2 separate regions of the Homo sapiens genome follow, and region 1 is linked to region 2. Evidence: read pairs that join two places in POLR2A ChIA-PET (ENCODE). Cell type or tissue: CD4-positive, alpha-beta T cell. All regions are shown on one strand. Each heading gives the region's core, and the rest is flanking DNA. Links, peaks and the distances in the headings are about the cores only. Region 1 overlaps RPTOR (regulatory associated protein of MTOR complex 1). Region 2 overlaps RPTOR (regulatory associated protein of MTOR complex 1).

The links. Peaks named below come from ENCODE experiments on the same cell type or tissue, not always from the same donor. Only the 100,000 strongest peaks of a DNase experiment are listed, where the experiment ranks them.
Region 1: POLR2A ChIA-PET joins it to region 2 with 7 read pairs; 2 of 35 experiments call an interaction of 5 or more read pairs at or near these places.

The regions. Positions count from the first base shown.
Region 1 is chr17:80,700,537-80,705,909 of GRCh38, reverse strand. The region is part of intron 3 of RPTOR (regulatory associated protein of MTOR complex 1); the gene reads right to left. Among named protein-coding and RNA genes, the nearest start is that of RPTOR, 160 kb to the right of the region's middle. RefSeq lists an enhancer at 796-915. In CD4-positive, alpha-beta T cell, for the core only: no CTCF peak of the experiment used is centred there; a DNase peak (open chromatin) is centred at 2,659; H3K27ac peaks cover 292 bases.
Region 2 is chr17:80,647,685-80,653,057 of GRCh38, reverse strand. All of the region lies in intron 3 of RPTOR (regulatory associated protein of MTOR complex 1), which reads right to left. Among named protein-coding and RNA genes, the nearest start is that of RPTOR, 110 kb to the right of the region's middle. In CD4-positive, alpha-beta T cell, for the core only: no CTCF peak of the experiment used is centred there; DNase peaks (open chromatin) are centred at 2,837 and 3,167; H3K4me3 peaks cover 707 bases; H3K27ac peaks cover 638 bases.

The sequences.
Region 1 (5,373 bases), core at 298-5,297, 53 kb before region 2:
GATGTGACTGAGAAAGGAAGCAGAGAGGACACACCCTGAGGAGGGCACACCATTCATGCTTAAGAAAGGTTCCCCTGCCGGACACGGGGGCTCACACCTGGAATCCCAGCATTTCGGAGGCCACGGTGGAAGGACCACTTGAGGCCAGGAGTTCAAGACCAGCCTGGGCAACATAGTCAGATCCCTCGTCTCTACTGAAAAATAAAAATAAAGAAAATAAAGAAAGGTTCCCTGGCATTTCCAGAGAAAAAGAATTAGATGTGAGGAAAACAACAGGAAAACGAGGCCCAATTCCTGCAACACGGTTACTCTGTTGTATATGATACACATTTGGTTTCACCTAATTATATACATTAAAACTCTAATTTATGACAACATAAAACCTCTTGGTATTCTAGACCTTGTACTTTGGAAGTCATCAGTAGATGTATGAATATCTTTCAGATGAGGAGATTTAAGAGTTTTTCCAGGTTCCCCCAAATTTTTGTACCTGCAAGCAAAGCCCATTAGAGAACCAAAAGCTAATCCAAGGCTAGCAACCCTGTGCCACTGCAGGACAGTGCGGAGCCCTGGTCTGAGGCGGGGTTAGAGCCACAGAGTGGTCTCCCCTCTCAGTGTCTCCTCGCTCAGAACCAGAATGCTGCTCGAAAAATAAAGCAGAGTCACGAAGGAGACTTGAGAGAGAGCTAACCAACTGATAACGCGGGATCTTCAAGTCCATTTTCATCTATGAAGGATGTGCGTTGACACGCACAGGGGGCTCTGCCAGGACAGGGCTGGCCCACAGGGAGCCCAGGGCCACAGGGAAGGAGGAAGTGCTCAGAGAAGCACGGAGCGTGACAGGAGGGGTGTCGATGCGTGGCCTGGGAGGCAGCGTGTCACCTGCTCCCATAGGTGGGCATCACTGGCCCATGGGGGACCCCAGCCATGCGGTGGCCAATCTGACCCACATGTTCTGGAGGAGCCTGTTCAATGCCCAGCTCTCCTACAAAATTCCTTCTTGAACCCTTTCAGCAGGAAATAATTTTTTCTTTCTCTGAATTAACTTACACTGCTCACTATACATTCATGTGCAGCTATCTCAATTCTGTGTAGACGGTAAATTCTGTGGTGGTAAACACTGCTCACCCACATGTGTGCCTTTCTGTTCAAAATACAAGTTTTATATCCTTTCCCCAGCATTACAACACACTCAGTTACCAGCAACTAATTGCTGAGTCATACTCAGATTTTTACTGACAGTAATTACAATAATTATTAAAGAAACAAATCAATTTGTAGTAAAGAAACTGATAGAATCCTGCCTGAGGTTGAAGTGGTGTAAGTCACTGTCAACATAATATCAGAAAGTATGTGTGTACAAACAGCTGCATCCAGGTGCTGGGTACCCAAGGCGTCTGTGACATCATCCTTTCTGCTTTGCTATCTGAGATTCTCTGCATACTAAGACTTACGAAAATGATGGACACATTCTGGATTCATCACTGATGTGATGGATTCATCAACTGTTTATTTGTGTTCTTGGTGAGACAGAACCAGGCCACTGAGTCTTAATGTTCTAAATACCTGAATGTTGGCTGATCCCATACAACACACCAAGGGCAGCTGATAAATGAAAGCGCAGTTCTGGGGGCAAAGAAGGAAACATTTTATTCAGCTGTCACGACCTTGGCTACAGGCCCTCCAAAACCACATCCACTCAAGTAAGTACATTCTAAATTAGAAAATAAGTCTGAAGTAGAGGTAGCTAGACATTCCGTCTTCAGGTGGATAGGTAGAAAGAATGGCGGACACGTAGGACGGGTTCAGTCTGGAGAGATGGCTTCAAATCAGCGCAGCAGCAACAGCCCCATCTCGCCCATGTCTCTCCACACCCAACAAAAAAGCACCAAGTCCTGGAGAGGACCTAGTTCACCTGCTCCTTCAAACCAAACGCATCAGCTATAAGACCTGCATAAACATGAAATTTAGGTTTTTCTCTGAATCAGAGGCGTGATAATGGCCAGTCTAAGCAGCAGGCCACATCCCATTTTGGTCTGGGCCGTTATGTAAATTAAAACAAATACCTATGCATTTTTAATGAAAGTGCTTTTTAAAAAGTGTCCTGGCTAACTTGGTAGAAACAATTAGAGGTTTTCCAAGAAAGCGTTAGCCCAGCTCCAGGCCCCAGGGCAGAGGTGCAGCCATCACCGAGGCTCCTCCGGCAGTACTGGGGCCCTGGGAAGGAGGGTCTATGCATTTTCCTACCTCCAGGGATGCTTTAAGACAGCTCAAGTAGGGAAGAGCAAAAATGGAGAGGTAGGACTCAAAAAAAACTTTTTTTTTAATGGATGCTAAAGGATATCTCCTTGATCCTCCTGGGTCTCACACACAAGGCGGAATGGGTGTTCCTGGCTCAAGTCTGCAGTCAGGCCAGGGGAAGTGAGCCACCTGAGCTCACGTTTATCAGGAACGTCCACTGAAGCTAACTTCCCACCCCTTCTCCAGGGTCTAGGGTCCAGGTGGGGTGAGCGCCTGCCAGCCTCTTTTCATGCACATTAAAACCACTTCCCCTTAGTGAACACAGGATATGTTTTTCAGAGTCAGAAAGACTTCCGGAGTCATGGGCTGCAGATACAGGTGAGAAAAGAACACATGCAGAGCTTGCCAGACGGCGAGGCAATCAGAAGGAAGGAAAAAGCGCTGTCAACTAAACTCGAGATTTCGGAGTCTAATTCCACAGATCCACCCTGCTTTCTGGTTGCTAAGGCTACAGAAATCCCCCATGCATAGTGGTGAAGAACAAAGGCACGGAAAGATAAGGCACCCCAAAATAAGAACAAGCCACGGTGCTGATCTCCACATCTGTCTCCCTGGAGCACGGGCCCATCGATCTGCAGGGGCTGGGTTCACTGCAGGGCCCACAGATCGCTGGGAGATTTTCTAGTGAAATTGTCAAGTGCCTCCTGCTCCATCTCACTTATTACATTACTGCTGCGGCAGTTTTTCTCAATTCTACTCTCCTCAACACAGCTATCGAACTAGGATTGCTGAAGTCACAGCTCCACAGGAAAATCATTCGCTGTCTCCTGAGATTGCTCCTGAACAGGAGTGCTGTTCTTCCACGCCACACAGAAGGCCACGGGGTAGATTATTCAGGGACACCAATAAAATTAAGGATTCATCATTTCTGACCCTGGCTCTGTGAAGGTCTTATCCCATGGGGCTGCGAAAAACGGATTTAGCTTCATTTTCTTACCTATTGCGTAGAGAAGGCACATTAATGGACTAGCATGAAAGGCGCCACAGATATTAATAATACGCCTCCTGGGGCTTCATGGGAATTAATTAATATTTTTAAGGGCTTTGAAATGAGAAACACTAAATTAAATGTCACCACATTGTGTTAAGGTTTTGTCTCACAACTAGAATGCCAGGGATAATAGCTGTGTGGTCTGAGAGACAGGAGAGGCACGGGAGCATCTGATCATCCGGGGGAGTTACGACAATTTCTGCTGGACATATAAAATGACAAAGCAAGTCTCTAAACTACAGCCTATTGTGCTAGGCATTTTTCCTGAAATGCCAAATCTCAAGGTGCAAGAAAATATATGCACAGGAGTTTTGGAGGATGTGACAGCAGAAGATAATAAAAGAATGAATAACCGAAGAAAAGAAAACAAAACAAAAAACAAAACAAAACAAAAATGGGCCCTTGGTTTAATGAAGGAAAATGCAGCTCCAAATTTCATTTCCTTCTCAGTGACGGGCTCTTGTCCTAAAATGACACCTGGTAAATTTATATGCTAATAAGGCCTAAGAAATGCTACTGCAATCAGATTCTGCATTTTCCACGTAGACTTTTATTGGTATTGGAGCTCCTTCTCATACAAGTGCAGACTTCAGACCCTGGAGAGCCCTGAGCATGGGAGGGACTCTGCTCCCAGTGGCCCTCGTGGCGGCATGGTCCCGCTAGAAGCTCTGGTGAAGCTGCACAAACTGCCGCTGGTGTGGATCAAGGAGAGACGGCCACCTGGGAAGAGGAGGGGCTCAGGGGCTCTACTTGGTGGGTCTTCCCCTTTGACAAAATCCCACCAGGGGTAGCCCTGTGCCGCTGGGGCAGGCTGGACATAGACATCTGTAGAGTTTCTAACAAAGACACTGGCGTCGTACTAGGCTGGGTCTGTGAGTACAAGTGATATCGCTGCCATCCTCCCATCCTATAGCAATGAATAGCAGGTCAAGTTTAGATCCAACAAACCGAAATGCCTGCAACACTCTCAGAACTGTCCTGGAGGAACAAATGTCATTTCAGGACTCAGGCCAGTTCTGGCCCCATCTGGGGTCTAGTGAAAGTTTCACCCTACCCCTCTCCTTCTCAAGTAGGATGCAAAGATTTCCAGGGAAATGTTGGTAGGAGGGACCTTTAGGCGGACCTGACCTTCTTCCCTGCCCGGCATTTCCCTGGAAGGCCTCGCCTCCTATAGCCCTTGTTTACCCTCACCCTTAAGGGTGTTAGGATGAAAAACAAGTAAAATACAGAGAAACAAAACAAAAGCCAAAAAGAGTGATGGCAAATGCTACCTTTCGGTTGATATGGAATGAGCATTATGGTCTCCGTGAGAATAAATGGCAAGAATATATAACCTGTGCCCTTTCCCATGATTCCACCCTAGTGCAACCAGGTGGAGCCGCTGAGGACACAGAGACTTCACAGCATTTGTTCCCAGATGTGAAGCAATCCATCAGTGTGTCTGAGGCCTTTCAGCAGAGAGGAATTGTCCAGTGCACATCTTCTGTGTCTTCCCTCCTAAGCTTGCTCCCCTCTCTCCTCAATCCATATGGATGGGGTCACTAACCATTTGGACAACAGAAACCTGAGAATCACCCAGCTGGACAACAGAAACCCAAGAATCACCCTTGACACCTTCTTGTCTTTCACCCTTTCCATTTTTATGTCATCAATCATTGCATCCTGTTGAGTCTACCTCTTCAATCCTGACTGAGTCCATCCACCTCTTTCTATCCGTGCTATCAATACCCAGGTCAAGCCACTACCAAACCACCACTACCACCACCATCATCTCTACCATCACCACCACCACCACCATCACCATCACCACCATCATCATCACCACCACCACCATCATCATCTCTACCATCACCATCACCATCATCACCACCACCACCACCACCATCATCACCACCACCACCACCACCATCACCACCACCATCACCATCACCACCACCTCCATCATCACCATCACCATCATCTCTACCATCACCACCACCATCATCGCCGCCACCACCACCACCATCACCATCATCACCATCACCACCACTTCCATCATCACCATCACCATCATCTCTACCATCACCACCACCATCATCATC
Region 2 (5,373 bases), core at 244-5,243:
AGGACTTGAATAGAGACTCCTCCAAATGGCCAATAAGCACATGAAAAGATGGCAACATCACTAATCATCAGGGAAATGAAAACCAAAACCACGATGAGATTCCACTTCATACCCACTAGGACTATCATAATAATAACAATGTAAGAATACAGAAAGTGACAAATGTTGGCCAGGATGTGGAGAGACTGGAGCCCTCATACACTGCTAGTAGACATGGACAAATAGTACAGCCACTGTGGAAAATAGATTGGGAGTGCCTCAGGGAGGTAAAATACAGGGTCACCATATGACCCAGCAACCCCACTAGTGGGCAGGGGCCCACACAAACACTAGCATGCACATATTCATAGCGGCATTATTCAAATAGCTAAAAGGTGGAAACCATGAAAGTGTCCATCAACAGATGAACCCATAAAATAGAAATGTAGACTAGCCATACAATGGAATGTTTTTCAGCTATAGAAAGAGTTGAGGCTGAAGCAGGATGATCACTTGAAGCCAGGGGTTCAAGACCAGCCTGAGCAATAAAGCGAGACCCTATCTCTACACATGCACACACAAGAAGGATTAAATTACTGATACATGCAATAGCATGGAGGAATCTTGAAAACATTCCAGATGCTAAGGAAAGAGCCCAGACGCAAAAGGCCACATACTGTATGGCTCCATTTGTGTGGAGTACCTAGAACAGGCATCTCCAGAGACAGAAGGCAGGCTGGTGACTGCCTGGGCCTGGGGGAGGAGAAATGACTGCCGATGGGCTTTGGGTTTCCCTTTGGGGTAAGAAAAGTGTTCTGGAACTAGACAGTTATGACAGTTATGACAGTTGCACAAGATTGCAAAGATGTTAAAAGCCAATTGAGTTGTACACTTTTTTTTTTTTTTTTTAAGATGGAGTCTCGCTCTGTCACCCAGGCTGGAGTGCAGTGGCGTGATCTCGGCTTACTACAACCTCCACCTCCCAGGTTCAAGCGATTCTCTTACCTCAGCCTCCGGAATAGCTGGGACTACAGGCACCCGCCACCACGCCCAGCTAATTTTTTTTTTTTGAGACGGAGTCTCACGCTGTCGCCCCAGGCTGGAGTGCAGTGGCGTGATCTCAGCTCACTGCAAGCTCCACCTCCCGGGTTCATGCCATTCTCCTGCCTCAGCCTCCTGAGTAACTGGGACTACAGTAGGCACCTGCCACTGCGCCCGGCTAATTTTTTGTATTTTTAGTAGAGACAGGGTTTCACCATGGTCTCGATCTCCTGACCTCACGATCCACCCGCCTCGGCCTCCCAAAGTGCTGGGATTACAGGCGTGAGCCACCGTGCCTGGCCATTTTTTAAATATTTTTAGTAGAGACAAGGTTTCACCATGTTGGCCAGGCTGGTCTCCAACTCTTGACCTCAGGTGATCTGCCCACCTCGGCCTCCCAAAGTGCTAGGATTACAGGCGCGAGCCACTGCGCCCAGCCAAGTTGTACACTTTAAAATGGTGAACTTGACGTTATGTGCTTCGTATGTCCATTTTAAAAAAATCTCCATTATGTGTCATACCAACAAGTAAATCGCGGACATTTGGGAGGGAGCTGTACAGAAGCCCTTGTGAACACCCAAATTCATGAACACCACTGTGACATATGGTTTCCCCTGCAAAATGAAATCAAGTACCGCAGACACTTTGAAGTGGCCGTCCCCCTCCAATCTGTTATTGATCGTTTCCCCCTTGATCAGCACTTTCCAATTTGGCTGGAGCAGGATTTTACAACTCTTCCTAGTTGCATATGGCGAGCATACGGTGGGTTCCTCATCGTCACCTCCAAATTTAGCTTTCCATTCTTTAACACATCACACCTTCCACTTTCTGACTTAGAAGCAGCACTTCCATCCCTCGCCTGGCACCTGCCTGTCCTTCAGAGCCATCTCCGCATCGCTCTGTATCACGGTCCCCAAGTTAACTCAGGAAACACACATGGCACGTGAGATCTGTGAAACGACAACAGCTGAGCTACAGTTTTAGTCCCCAGCCTGACGGTGGGGGGTCCTCATTTGCAATTTGTCATACACACAGACAACTCCCTTGTTAAAGGGAACATGATGATGAGAGATAATATCCTCGAGAGGCCTGTTAAGGACAGAGTTAAGCCCCTACTTCTCTCTAAAAGTATTACACTTCAAGTAGGTCAATTAATAGAGGAAGAGTCAGGAATGCAGTTATCCCCGCAAGAGGATAAAACCAGAGATAAGGCAGGATGGGGAGGGGCTTAAGGCAGCAAGACTCCTGGGCAGAATGTTCTGGGAGGGGCCTCCACCACCTCAACCATGAGGGAGAGGAAGGGATAAGGGACAGAAAGGGATGGGAAGTAAGGATCTGATGACCAACCACCATGGCCTCCCTGGTGCAAATGCTTTATATACTTTTATTCTGTCCATTAACTCTCATTTGCATGTACAAATTTTAAAAGTTTAAATAGTAATTTGTCCAGAGTTACATTTCTAAGAAGTGGCAAAGCCAGAACTAAACCAGTTCGCATTCTTTCCACAGTTAAGCTCTCCCCACCCCACCCCTCAGTGCACTGGTAGAAAGGAGACCACATTTCCCAGGGAGCTCCCCTACCAGTGAGAGGGGCGCTCCCGCCCAGAAAGGGAAGGAGCGGTGAGCCCAGCACGACTCTGCGGACCTACGAGGCAGAAGGGAGGAGGCGGACTCCACCAATCTTCCCTAGGCAGTGTTTAAACAGGCTGCGGCCCATGCTGCAACCCACTCTAGTCAACACGCGTGCTCTTCAATCCCAAATGGGCTCTCTAGTGAATCCCCTAGGTGGCCTCGGAGAGCAAGAGTCCAACACAGGGCTGGCCAGCAGGGGTCCCCTCTGGGACCAGCTCTAATGGACTGAAACCCTGAGGAGTCTAGTCACAACAGGCTGCCATCCTCCAGGAGGCTGCAGAACCATGCCTTTCTTTCATTCTTCTTTCTGTAATGTCTTTGGTGTGCCTAAAAGAATTTATAGGTCATGTCACTAAGGTATTCGGAGGGATAGCAGTAGGTGACAACACCTTTATGCTCTGGTGCAATTGGTCTAAAGAGTCCGGAATAAACTGCTTCGCATAATCTAAGCTTGCTTCCAGGAAGCTGCTTCCAATACCATGGCCTCTGGGGACAGGGCAAGGCAGGAAGTGCGTGGGCAGGGCTGACTACGAAGGCTTCTGGCTGAAGAGCATGAATCAGAGTTCTCACTGAACACGGCACGCACGTGGAAAAGCTTTCAGGCGAGAAGCACTAGAAAGGAGGGAAGACGAAGTGGGAGAGCACTGCTGAGGCCAAGGCAAAAATATAAGTAAAAACATTGATCATAGGAACAGTTCTTAACTTTCTGGGCAGTAAGCAGTTAAGTGAAACTGTCAAAGCACCACAGTTAACCCCAAGACCACCAGAAGATATTGTCTGTACCGTCCTGCAAATTTAATGAGTACACAGGCAAAGTGCTTCACACCAGGTACTGAATTATGCAAGCTGTGAGCCATCCACCCACAGTTCTGCCTTTGCCCATGAGTCCTCACTGGCAGCTTGTCACAGAAACTCAAGGTGGATGAAGCCCAACCTTAGGACCCACAGAGAAGAAAGTCAGGTGAGTTTGGGCAGGAGGAGGGAGGGCTGGCGGCAGGGCAGACAGCAAGACGGGATGGATGATGGAATGGTAATGGCATCAGGGCCGCACGCCAAGGGATGCTGCCAATCGCAATTATAGGGCCATTTTCACCAGCTGAACTGGACTGTCAATTTGGAACTAATGTCGCAACGTGAATGCCCCAAGCAGGAGTCACAGCGAGTAACGGTCCACCTTGGGCTGTTCCATGAATAGCTTTGGAGCACCTCCAGGTGTGGAGTACTGTCCTAGGGCAACTTAGCTGCTTCTTCCCCGATTATCCATATCTGAGCCTGAAAATCCTAAGAAAAGGTAGAACCCACTGATTTATGCGTCTTGACTGCATCTGTATTAGCCCATTTTCATGCTGCTGATAAAGACATAACCAAGACTGGGCAATTTACAAAAGAAAGAGGTTTAATAGACTTATAGTTCCACATGGCTGTGAAGGTCTCACAATCATGGCGGAAGGTAAGGAGGCGCAAGTCACATCTTACATGGATGGTGGCAGGCAAGAGAGAGCTCGTGCAGGGACGTGAGACTTGTTCACTACGGACAACAGCACAGGAAAGACCCGCCCCTATGATTCGATTACCTCCCACTGGGTTCCCCCTATGGCACGTGGGAATTGTGGGAGTGACAATTCAAGATGAGATCTGGGTGGGGACACAGCCAAGCCATATCAGCATCCATCTATAAAATTCATTCCAAAACATTTGGGGGTGGGGGGCACAAGGAAGCGAGTGACTTGTGCTGATACCAATTGCTTTGCCCACAAAGCAGAGGCCTGTCTAATCATCCCAGGGGAAAGAAGACAAGTGGATCTTAGAAGCCATCCATGCAGTGCTCCCCAAAGCCAACCCGGCTGCCTGACTAGGCGCCTCCCACCACACCTAGCAGTGTGAGCACTCAATACCAAGGGTTTCACAGTTTGTCACACATGGCCACATGACACTCCCTGTGAGGTGGACAGGTCAAGCAGCAGCCCCATTCAGGGACAAGGAGAAGATGCCTGGATTCCAATTATCCTCACTCCAAACCCCTAAACAACATGGAATTACACATAAACATTCAGTTCTGCAAATAACACTTGTGCCTAAAATCCAAAAGACACACCTGTTAAGTAGAACCAAAACTGCCCACCACTGGCCTTCTCAACCCCCTTGCTCCCCAAACCCCCTCCTCCCAACAGGAGGTATAGTCATCAGCTTCGGTTCATTCAAAGCATCTCATAAAAGCACACAAACAACTCTATTATCAATACCACGAAAGGATGACTGTCATTTACATTAAAATGCAATAACAATTTCTACTGGGCTAATGGACCAGATCTTGGGAGCTGTTTTGTTCTCTCCTTGAACATACTCTGCTTGGGGTTAGGCACTATAAAAAACATGTTTATCTAATGGCAAAACCAACTTTCATCCCTTAACCACAAATTAACTGTGACACATCTGAGAAGCACGGTGAACTGAAGGGAAGCTGACATTCAAAATCTGTTCACTGTAATCCACAAACCAGGGCTGTGCATGGATAAGTAAGAACTGTCCACCACATGGAAACTGACTCAACCTGACCGCTCAGCTCCCTGGAAGCCCCACGGCCGCCACACAGGACTTGCTGCCTTCACTACTCGCAGACCTGGACAAGATGAGAATGAGCTCCTACAACAACGTGGCTCCATGACTGAGGAGCGCCTTCCGCCTCCTCCCCTAGACACACCTGCCCGACGGACAGACTTG